Regions from separate parts of the Homo sapiens genome. Here region 1 is linked to region 2. Evidence: read pairs that join two places in POLR2A ChIA-PET (ENCODE). Cell type or tissue: PC-9. All regions are shown on one strand. Each heading gives the region's core, and the rest is flanking DNA. Links, peaks and the distances in the headings are about the cores only. Region 1 has its middle 42 kb from the start of ADAM30. Region 2 has its middle 5.4 kb from the start of HMGCS2.

The links. ChIA-PET counts read pairs that join two places held together with the same protein. Peaks named below come from ENCODE experiments on the same cell type or tissue, not always from the same donor. Only the 100,000 strongest peaks of a DNase experiment are listed, where the experiment ranks them.
Region 1: POLR2A ChIA-PET joins it to region 2 with 5 read pairs; 2 of 35 experiments call an interaction of 5 or more read pairs at or near these places.

Annotation. Positions count from the first base shown.
Region 1 is chr1:119,851,597-119,856,985 of GRCh38, forward strand. It overlaps the pseudogene PFN1P9. Among named protein-coding and RNA genes, the nearest start is that of ADAM30, 42 kb to the right of the region's middle. In PC-9, for the core only: no CTCF peak of the experiment used is centred there; no DNase peak of the experiment used is centred there.
Region 2 is chr1:119,771,645-119,777,033 of GRCh38, forward strand. No RefSeq gene overlaps it. Among named protein-coding and RNA genes, the nearest start is that of HMGCS2, 5.4 kb to the left of the region's middle. In PC-9, for the core only: no CTCF peak of the experiment used is centred there; a DNase peak (open chromatin) is centred at 2,397; H3K4me3 peaks cover 694 bases; H3K27ac peaks cover 1,472 bases.

The DNA.
Region 1 (5,389 bases), core at 327-5,326, 80 kb after region 2:
AAAACCCTGTCTCTACTGAATATACAAAAATTAGCCGGGTGTGGTGGCAGGTGCCTGTAATCCCAGCTACTTGGGAGGCTGAGGCAGGGAAAATTTCTTGAACCCAGGCGGCAGAGCCGAGATCGTGCCACTGCACTCCAGCCTGGGAGACAGAGTGAGACTCTGTCTCAAAACAATAACAAAATGGAATCATTTAGTATGTTCTCTTGTTTTGACTTCTCTTTACTCAGGTGGGTATATATGCCACTAATTTGTTTGATTGTGTTTTTTCCTTGTTTCATTTTGTTTTGGCCAAGTAATATCCTATTGATGGTATGACTATCATACAATTTAATATCCATTTTTCTGATGGGAGACAGGTTTACTTGTTGGCTACTGTGCATAAGTAACTATGAATATTCTCATACAATTACTTCTGTGAAGATACATACTTATTTTCCTGGGTATCTATAGCTAGGGATAGAGTTGCTTGGTGAACGGGTAGAGAAACAGGTTTACTTGTTGGCTACTGTGCATAAGTAACTATGAATATTCTCATACAATTATTTCTGTGAAGACACATACTTATTTTCCTGAGTATCTGTAACTAGGGATGGAGTTGTTTGGTGAATGGGTAGAAAACAGGCACAGAGTTTTGCAAAGTAATTGTATTATTTTACATTTCTGTGAAAGATGTAGGCCATTTCCAGTCGCTCTACATTTCCACACACTTAATATGTTCAGTTTTTTAAATAATAGCCATTCTACCAGGTGTGTAGTGATATCCTATTTTGGTTTTCTCATGCCTAATGTTCATTTAGATGTCTTCTTATGGAAAATATCTTTTCAATTTTTTATGTTCATTGATACACTGGGGTGTTTGTCATTTTCTTTGTAAACTATAGGAGTTCTTTATATATTTTGAATGAGTCCATTTATATATACATATTTTTTGCTGTATTATATAGCAAATAATTATTCCTGGTCTACAGATAGCTTTTTAGTTGTTAAACAACAACATAATAAGCAGAAGGTTTTCAAAAATGAAGTGCAATTCACTTGATTTCTTACTGTGGAAAGTGCTACAGTATCTAGTCTAAGAAATATTTTCCTATATCAAGTTCATGAAACTATTTCCTCTTTTTCCTTTACAAGGTTTCTAATTTTAACTTTCACATCTTAAGTTAATTTCAATGTATGATGGAGAGTGGTTGTTAATATTAACTTTTTAAAACAATAAATATTATTTCACTCAAAATCGTTTTACTTAAAAGTCTTTCATTTCCCCAATGAAGGGCATTGGTGTCTTTGTTTTTAAAACATTTAGAAGTGGCGGTGCGAGCATGTTCTCACTCATGGGTGGGAATTGAACAATGAGAACACTTGGACACAGGGCGCAGAACATCACACACTGGGGCCTGTCTTGGGGTGAGGGCTGGGGGAGGGATAGCATTAGGAGAAATATCTAATGTAAATGACGAGTTAATGGGTGCGGCAAACCAACATGGCACAGGTACACCTATGCAACAAACCTGCACGTTGTGCGCATGTACCCTAGAACTTAAAGTATAATAATAAAAAATATATATACATATATATAAAAAGAAGTGGCGGAGCGAGGGCTACTGCACAGCTAGCAGAGCCGTGGTGAGGAGGAGCGCGCCTGCCCCGAGCTCTCCACCTCCCCCGCCCGCCAGCCCAGGCGGCCCCAGCAGCAGCGACCAGAGGAGCCCCTGCAGCAGCGCGACGGCCAGGTGGACGCCTCCATCTACAGCCTCATGGCGGACGGGACCTGTTAGGACACAGCCATTGTGGGCAACAAGGACTCGCCCTCCATCTGGGCCGCCGTCCCAGGGAAAATCTTCGTCAACATCACGCCAGCTGAGGTTGGTGTCCTGGTTGGCAAAGACTGGTCAAACTTTTTCGTGAATGGGCTGACACTGGGGGGCCAGAAATATACTGTGGTCCCGGACTCACTGCTGCAGGATGGGGAATTGACCGCGGATCTTCATGTGAAGAGCATCGGTGGAGCCCCCACCTTCAATGTCACTATCACCATGACTGCCAAGACGCTAGGCCTGCTGATGGGCAAAGGTGTCCACGGCAGTTTCACCATTTCATAACAAAGAAATGTTATGAAATGGCCTCCCACCTTCAGCGTTCCCAGTACTGACCTCCTTTGTTCCTTCCCCTCCACCGCTCCCCACAACTTTGCCCCCCTTTCCTTCTCATACACACACCATTTTAATTTCGGGGGCCATTACCCCACACCCCTTATTGCTGCCAAAACCGCATGGGCTGGGGGCCAGGGATAGATGGACAGACAGCTTCCCCTACCCATACCCCTCCTGTGTGTGGTTGGAAAACTTTTTTGTTTTGATGGAATTTTTATGAATAAAAAAGCTTCTACTAAAAAATTAAATAACTGTGCATATGTGGGCATATTGTTTGAATCTGTATTCTTTTACTTTGATATATTTATGAATACTTACACCAGTACTACCATTTTTAAACTACTGTAGCTTTAAAATCAGGTTTGAAATCTAGCAGAGTAAGTCCTCCAACTTATTGCTTCTTCAAGATCGACTTGCTTATTCTAGGTTCTTTGATTTTCAAATACATTTTGAAATTAGCTTTTATATTTCTCTAAAATCTCCTACTAGAAATATTAATCAGAATTGTGTTGATGTAATATGTTAACAAAATTGAGACTTTCAATCAATGAACATGATATATATTTCTGTAGTCTTCTTTAATTTTTCTCATCAATTGCTTTTAGGGGCCTTGTACCTGCTTCATTGCATGTATTGTTAAGCATGTAATGATTCTAGCTATTAATCTCTATTATGTTTTATTGAATTTCATTTTCTAGCTGCTAATTGCTAGTATGGAGAAATTAAGATGATGAAATCAACTTTATAAAGGCATAATTTCGGTACAACAGACTGCACCACTTTAAAATGTGTAATTCAATGCATGTTTACAAATGGATACACTAACGGAACTACTGCCACAACCAAGATAGAGGAAATTCCCTATGCCCCAAAGTTTCTTGTACCCCTTTGCAGTTCATCAGTCTTTCAACCCTCAGCCCCAAGGAGCCGCTGTCACTTCAGGTCCGTTTGCATTTTTAACCATTTTCTATAAATGAAATGATACCTGTGTTCTTTTGTGTCTGCCTTCTTTCATGCATCAACGTAATTTTAAAATCCATCCATATGAGTATTTGCATCAACAGTTAATGCCTTGTAATTGCTGAGTAGTATTCCTTCGTGTGGCTATACCATGTTTGTTTGTCCTTTTACTTGTTATTGGACATTTCTATCATTCCACGTTTGGGCTATTATGAAGAAACTATCATGAGCATCCATATGTGGCAGGCCAGGTCTCACTAATGCAGGCCTCCCTAACAACTGTTTCAGTACTGACTGAGTGGTTCAGTTAAATATTAAAAGGAAAGAAAAAAAAAAGCCAGTGCCTTTATACAAAGGCTGGAATGTAACAAAAGCCCACCAAGAGTTTTGCCTAGGCTTTTTCTGGGCCTTAGAGCATGACAAAATAACGAAGGAATTCTTAACAGGAGTCATTTAGTATTAAACAAGTTTTATTGGGGGTCTGAAGAAACTCCCCAGGCCTCCAGAAACAAGTTTATTGGAGGTCCAGAGGAAGGTCTTCAGGACTCAGACCTTAGTTATAGAGTAAATGAAGTTAATCACTTATGTATTTAGATGAATGCACACTTCCACATACACATATAGCTTAGAAGGTACATAAGCTCTGGAAAACTTTGTAATTTTGAGTTGGTCTGGTGATAATTTCCAGGCCTTTTCCCTGTAACCAGTTGCAGAAGTAAAAACTCTCTTCCTCCCCAGTTCATCTACATCTCGTTACTGGGCCACGAGAAATAGCAGCCCGCCCCTCAGTTTGGTCTGGAAACACACATACAGATCACTGTGCAGACATGCTGTGTAAATTCCTAGGAATGGAATGACTGTCCATCTGATTTGTATATGTTTAACCTTTAAGAAACTGTTAGATTTTCAAAGGAGTCATACCATTTTTCATTCCTACAAGTATAAGACTTCCAAGTGCTTTATATCCTCACCAACATATGCTATTTTCAACCTTTTTAATTTTAGCCATTCTCAAGGATATCTACTGGTATCTCATTGCTGTATTTATTGATCTCCCTGATGACTAAACAGCAAAGCATGTTTTCCTATGATAATTGACCATTCATGTATCTTCTTTTCTGGGAGTATCTTTTCAAGTCTTTTGAGAAATTGTTTCATTGTGTCGTTTATCTTATCAGACTGCAATAGATAGATAGATAGATAGACTTAAAAAACCCTTTGTTGGAGATAAATATGATATCTCCTCTATTGTGGCTTCTTTTTATGTTATCTTACTGTTCCCTATTTGGAGATAATGATAGATAATCTTCAAAAAAAAAAACCTTCACATATATATATGTGGGTGTGGGTGTGTATACGTATATGTATGTCCTAAGAATCATTAATTAGACATATATGTGAGTATCTATTTCTGGATTCTCTCTTCTCTTCCACTGATATATGTTCTATTTTTTTCAACAAAATACATGATCTTGATTTTCATAGCTGTAGAGTAATTCTGGAAATAGGTAGTGAATTCATTCACCATTATTCTTTTATAATATTGCTGTCTTATTATTATTGATAATTGACATTACCATATAAACGGTAGAATCAGCTTGTAAATTTCTACCAAAATGCCGGTTGGAATTTTTATTAGAATTGCATTAGATCTGGAGACCAATTTCTGAAGAACTGACTTTTTAAACACAACAACTCTTCTTATACATGACAAAGTTTATCTCCCCACTAATTTAGTTATTTCATGATTTCTCAAAGTGATTTTTTTTTGTAGTTTTTGGTGTACTGGCCTTGAATAAATTTTGTTGACTTTCTTTCTTTCTGTCTTTCGAGACAGAGTCTCGTTGTGTTACCCAGGCTGGAGTGCAGTGATGTGATCTCAGCTCACTGAACCTCTGCCTCCCAGGTTCAAGTGATCCTCCTGCCTCAGCCTCCTGAGTAGCTGGGACTACAGGCACATGCCACCACGCCCAGCTAATTTTTTGTATTTTTAGTAGAGATGGGGTTTCGCTGTGTTAGGCATGATGGTCTCAATCTCCTGACCTCATGATCTGCCCACCTCGGCCTCCCAAAGTACTGAGATTACAGGTGTGAGCCACCTCGTCTGGTCTGTTGAATTTATTTATAAGCACAACATGTATTTAGATGTTACTCTAAATGAAATTGTATTTTTATTTCATTTTCCAAATGCTCATTGCTAATATACAGAAATACAAAAGACTACTTATATTGAGCTTATATTCTGCAATGTTACCGAACTCACTAATTAGTTTTGG
Region 2 (5,389 bases), core at 154-5,153:
TTCTCAAAGCACCTTTTTCACTTTGCCCTTAGACCTGACAATCCCATGGTTTTCCTCCAAATCCCTGGCCACTCCCCACAGGTGCTCCCCTCTTTCTGATCTCTAAATTTTGGAGTACTCAGGTAGTCTCCACATGTTCCTTATTCCACTAAGAAAATGGATAAAACTCGATAGTGTTAAAGTAAATTTAATGTGGCCCAAAACTGCCTAGGTAGGTAGGGTACTTAACCTAATATATAAACAAACCGCAACCTAACCTGAGAGTGTATTCATGTAACAAGTAGCTGAGTCTTGACCAATCATAGCAGCCATGCTTTCAGTCAATCGCAGGCTGCAAATTGCCAAAACATGTTCCTGTAAGGCAAATGCCAGCTGTAACCAATCAAGCTATTTTTGTCTCTAAATACTGACAGTCCAATATTTCTATTGGAGATCTCTAAATCTTTACTAATTCAGGGTGCTGACTTATTCATGAATGGTTTCTTTGCTCAAATAAATTCAACTAAATTTAATTTGTTCAAGGTTTTACTTTTAACAATAGAAACATTAAACTCTTACACAAACATCACACGGGATTATGGCTACATCATGGCTCAGTTTGATAGAATTGAAGACCAAAACTATCCAATCCAATGCAAATTTTAATTAGTGTATATAACAAATTGGCACTGTGATAAGCACTGGGAATACAGATAGATGGATCAACTTCATTCCCTTCTCTCTTTTAAGCTGACATGTACTAAGTAATTACTGCGTGCTAGGTACTGTGCTAAGTACTTTCCGTTCATTATCTCATTTAATTTTTACAACTGTCTGAGGTTGGCACTATTGTTAAGCCCATTTTACAGATGAGGAAACTGAGGTTCAGGAAAATTATATAACCATTTGTGGTTTTAGATCTAGTAAATGGCCTGAATGGGCTTTGAATCCAGGTATCTGGCTCTACACATAACCTGAGTCAATCATGAACCATTTTTGACTTGGGAAGGTGGAAATTTTATATGGCCAATCTAATATTAAGTTGTTCCTTTGGGATAAGGGAACTTGTAGATTGAGGAAGCACCAGGAATGCATTATGCAAAGTATAAATTGAGGGAAATAATAGTAAAACACCATGAGGTGGTAGTTTTTCATACTGAAGGAAATTTATATGACTTAGTCAAGTAATTGTATTCAAATACAATCAAATAACTGGTTTGTCTACTAATTGCTCAAAGTGTTGAAGAAAATGGAACACACTATTTGTGTCTGAAGAAGATACTACCTCCCAAATACTTAAATAAACCCACATTTTGATACTTCCTAGATGAAAAAAGATGTATTTATTTTTGATTTGAGACTTTAGGGTCCTTCAACTCCTAGACTTCAGCTTTTCAGCTGAAGTGTTGATAAAAGGATTAATTTAAAATGCATGTTACCTGCTAGATAAGCATTAAAAGTCAGAAAAATTGATTATGAGGGATTTTAGAAGTTTAGACATCTAGGGTGAGGTCTTGCAAAAACAATGTTTGTTTTTTAAGCAATTCTGACAAAAGAGCCGGTGTAGGAGAACAAAACTATAAACAAGGTTCCCAGGCACCTGGATTTGCCTCTTTTAGCCCACATAAAGATTGCAACTCTTCTACCTCAGTAGCCCACTATTCTCCTTTCAATAAATGCTCTGAAAATGCATTTACCCCAGGTTCCCATGACTGATAAATTGAAGCAATCTTTTCCCATGCAGATTTGCCCTTTACATCTCAACCTAAGGGAAAAAGAACTTTCAAAATTCTCGGCATCAGAAAGTGGGTAGGAAAGCTATTTCTATGGAAAGTCTAGACCTAGGAAGAAGTCTTTATACTTGCAGGGTCTTTGTACCTTTGGAAATGAGCCCTGTTTATTTCACGATACTAATGCATTACTAGCATATCTGGTGCTTTATCAGTTTTCAGTTGCTTTTGCATACGGTCTTTTCTCATGAAAGTTCCATGGAGTTAACCTGAATTATTAGCCCCATTTGGAAGATATGGACATTGAGGCTTTGAGAGATTAAGTGATCTGGCTTGTGGATATGTGATTAGTGACAATGGCTGGGAGGGCATTTGACGGCCTTGGCTCCAAATCTAGGGCTCTTTCATTGCACCTACTTGTGGAGTCTGCTGTGGAAGAGGAAGAGCAAATGTTGTTTGTGATTTTGTTACTGGTTAGTACAACCTCTTATTTGCCAGGTCTTGCCTTTTCTGATTGCCTGGGGAGACATTTAGAACTTTGATTTCAAAGCCTGCAGAGTTTGGTGAGGGAGGAGTCCTGAATCCTGTGACTAGTATATATAAATTCCTAGCTAATTAGGTGAAAGGTCCAGAGGAAAGTAGGGGAAAGGGCATGGAGTCTGATGAGATCTCCCAAACAAAACCAATGAGCACTGGTGTTTTGATGCTTCTCAAGTTTCACCATTCCAGGAGTTCCTTAGTGTATGTTCAGCTTCTAGGGAGCAAACCTGACAAGCTAATTGGAGTCTCAAGTGGGAATTAAGCATTTGCATGGGGAGACCTAGTGTGCAGCTGCCCATAGCTCTCAAGGACCTGACCCCGGCATCACTACGTGTCAATCCTTCTTAGTGTCTATTGTCAAGCTTTCATCTTCACAGACACTTAAACAGTTAAAAAAAAAAAATCTGTTCTCACAGCCACTTTATGTCAAACAAATAATGTCACAATAATACCCATAACTAACTTCCTTTTCTTTTTTTGTTTTTGAGCACTAGAAGTTTATTGATAGATAATTATCAAGTATTTGTCCTAGTTCTTATCATATTTTATATTTGCATAACATTTTATCATGTCATCACTTTTCTACCTGGCAATATGGCAAACTGTCATAGGCTGTGGAGTGCTTCTTCCAAAATCAAACTGAAAGGCACTTAAAAAAAAGGAAGTATTAATTTGAAAAACAATTTATAAAAAAATCTGACAGAAATTGTTCCTGGACCAAACCGAAGGTTGGGTTGTTTATTCTTGTGGCCCAATAACGAGATGCTGGTGAACTGGGAAAGAAGAGAGTTTATTTCTATAACCAGGTACAGGGAGAAGGCCGGGAAAATATTGCCAGACCAGCTCAAAATTACAAAATTTTCCAGGGCTTATATACCTTCTAAGCTATATGTCAACGTGTAAGTGTGCATTCATCTAAAGACATCAGTGATTAACTTCTTCTAATCTATAACTAAGGTCTCAGTCCTAAAGACCTTCCTCAGGAGCCTCGTAAATTTACTTAATCTAAATGGGTCCAGGTGCTGGGGTGATTAACCTTATCTCGTCTCCTGCTAAATCATGGAGATTTGGGGAGTTCCTTCAGACTCCCAATAAACTTGTTTGTGGAGGCCTGGGAAGTTTTTTTCAGACCCCCAATAAAACTTGTTTAATTCTAAACGGGTCCTGTTAAGAATTCCTTGGTTATCTTGTAATGCTTCAAGGCCCAGGAGAGGCCTGGGCAAAACTCTTGGTGGGCTTTTGATACAATCTAGCCTTTGTATAAGGGCACTGGCTTAATCAGCTTTTAATATTTAACTTAACCACTCAGTCAGTACTGAAACAGTTGTTACTGAGACCTGCATTAGTGAGACCTGACTTGCCACAAAATCTCTGAGGAGTTGGATGTGTAAAGGTCAGAGGCAGAGCTGGGGATAGGAAGGGCTGGAGCCTGAGGTGGAGGATGGCTGGGCGGGGTAGGGGGGTGGCAGTGAGAGGAGGAACATTGTAAAAGCCCTACCGTGGGGCCTCTTTGATGACAAGAGTTTCGGACTGAGCAATCACACTCTGACAATCACTCCAACAAACCTCCATTTCCAACCCCCAGATGGGTGTCCCAGCAATAATTTCCTCCTGGTGCTCTTGCCTTCTAGCAGCTTAAATGTGAAACCTTGGTCACAGGAGTCTCCAGGTGAAGAGGCAGCAAACAGGGATGGTCTTCTGCCATGTCTAGGGCTCTCCACTGTGGGGTTCCTCCCCGTCCCTCACCTTACATATGCCTGGAGGGACATAGGCTGGGACCAGGCCTTCTGTGCTTCCCCAGAAGCACCAGCCATGACCACCAAGGAACATGAACTCACACACCAACATAATCAGACACCTGGGGATTGGAAAAGGAAGACAGCACCCTGAACAACAGGCACCACCTGAAACAGACCAAGAATGTAGAATAATCTAGTACATGTACTCAAGGACACAAAGAAAGATTTCCTACTATAGTGCACTAAAAAGAAATCATAACTAAGAATTACATGTATAAATACTTAAATATAATGTTGAAATAAAGAATATGCTAAATGAGAAATATTACAGGATGGATGTAACTAAAAATAATTAATGAGGAGGCATATTTTTAGTGAGGAGGCATATTTGATTGGGGAACTCTCACAAAAAAGGAAAGAGCAAAGAGAGAAAACATTTAGAAAAGTGCTAAGATGTTGGGAGACTAGAAATAAAAGTAGCAAGACTATTTGAATAACGGGATCCCCACATAGGAAAAATTAGAACTAATAAAGACGTATTTCCATTTTTAAGGAAAGATGACACATCTCATTTAAAAAAAGAAAAAGAAAAAAAAAAGGCTGGGCACAGTGGCTCATGCTTGTAATCCCAGCACTTTGGGAGGCTGAGGTGGGCAGATCACTTGAGGCCAGGAGTTCGAGACAAGCGTGGGCAACATGGAGAAACCCTGCGCTACTAAAAATACAAGAAACACCCGTGTGTCGTGGGGCGTGCCTGTAATCCCAGCTACTTGGGAGGCTGAGGCAAGAGAATCGCTGGAACCTCGGAGGCGGAGGTTGCAGTGAGCTGAGATCACGCCACTGCACTCCAGCCTGGGTGACAGAACAAGACTCAGTCTCAACAGAAAAAAAAAAAAAAAAAAAAAAAAAAAAAAAAAAAAAAAAAAGCTCATCAAGGAACAAACAAGAGAGTTCAGGAGAAAATGGACCTAGAGTACACAAAGACAAACAGGACATTCTAAACGCTGCTAGAGAGAAAGATCACCTAAAAAGAAAAAAGTCAGGTGGCATTGTACTACACATCAGCAACACTGGACTCAATTAGACAATGAAGTAATATATTTAAAGAACTGATGAAGATGACACATGAAATTGTCATTCAAACATAGGGGCATAACAAATATGTCCTCAGGCACTCAAAGACCCGTAATGGAAACAGAATCGGAGGAAGAAGCTAAATCTCTTTACATTTGTAGAGAAAAACAAATTCAGGAGGATGCAGTACTAAGTACAGAAAAAGCATAGCTGATCAAATACTTTGGTAAATGTATTGCTGATGCAACAAAGTTCCAACAGACAACATCAGTTTATAAAAATCAGTAGGATTTCCTTACATTTGCATTAATCAACTAGAAAATTTGA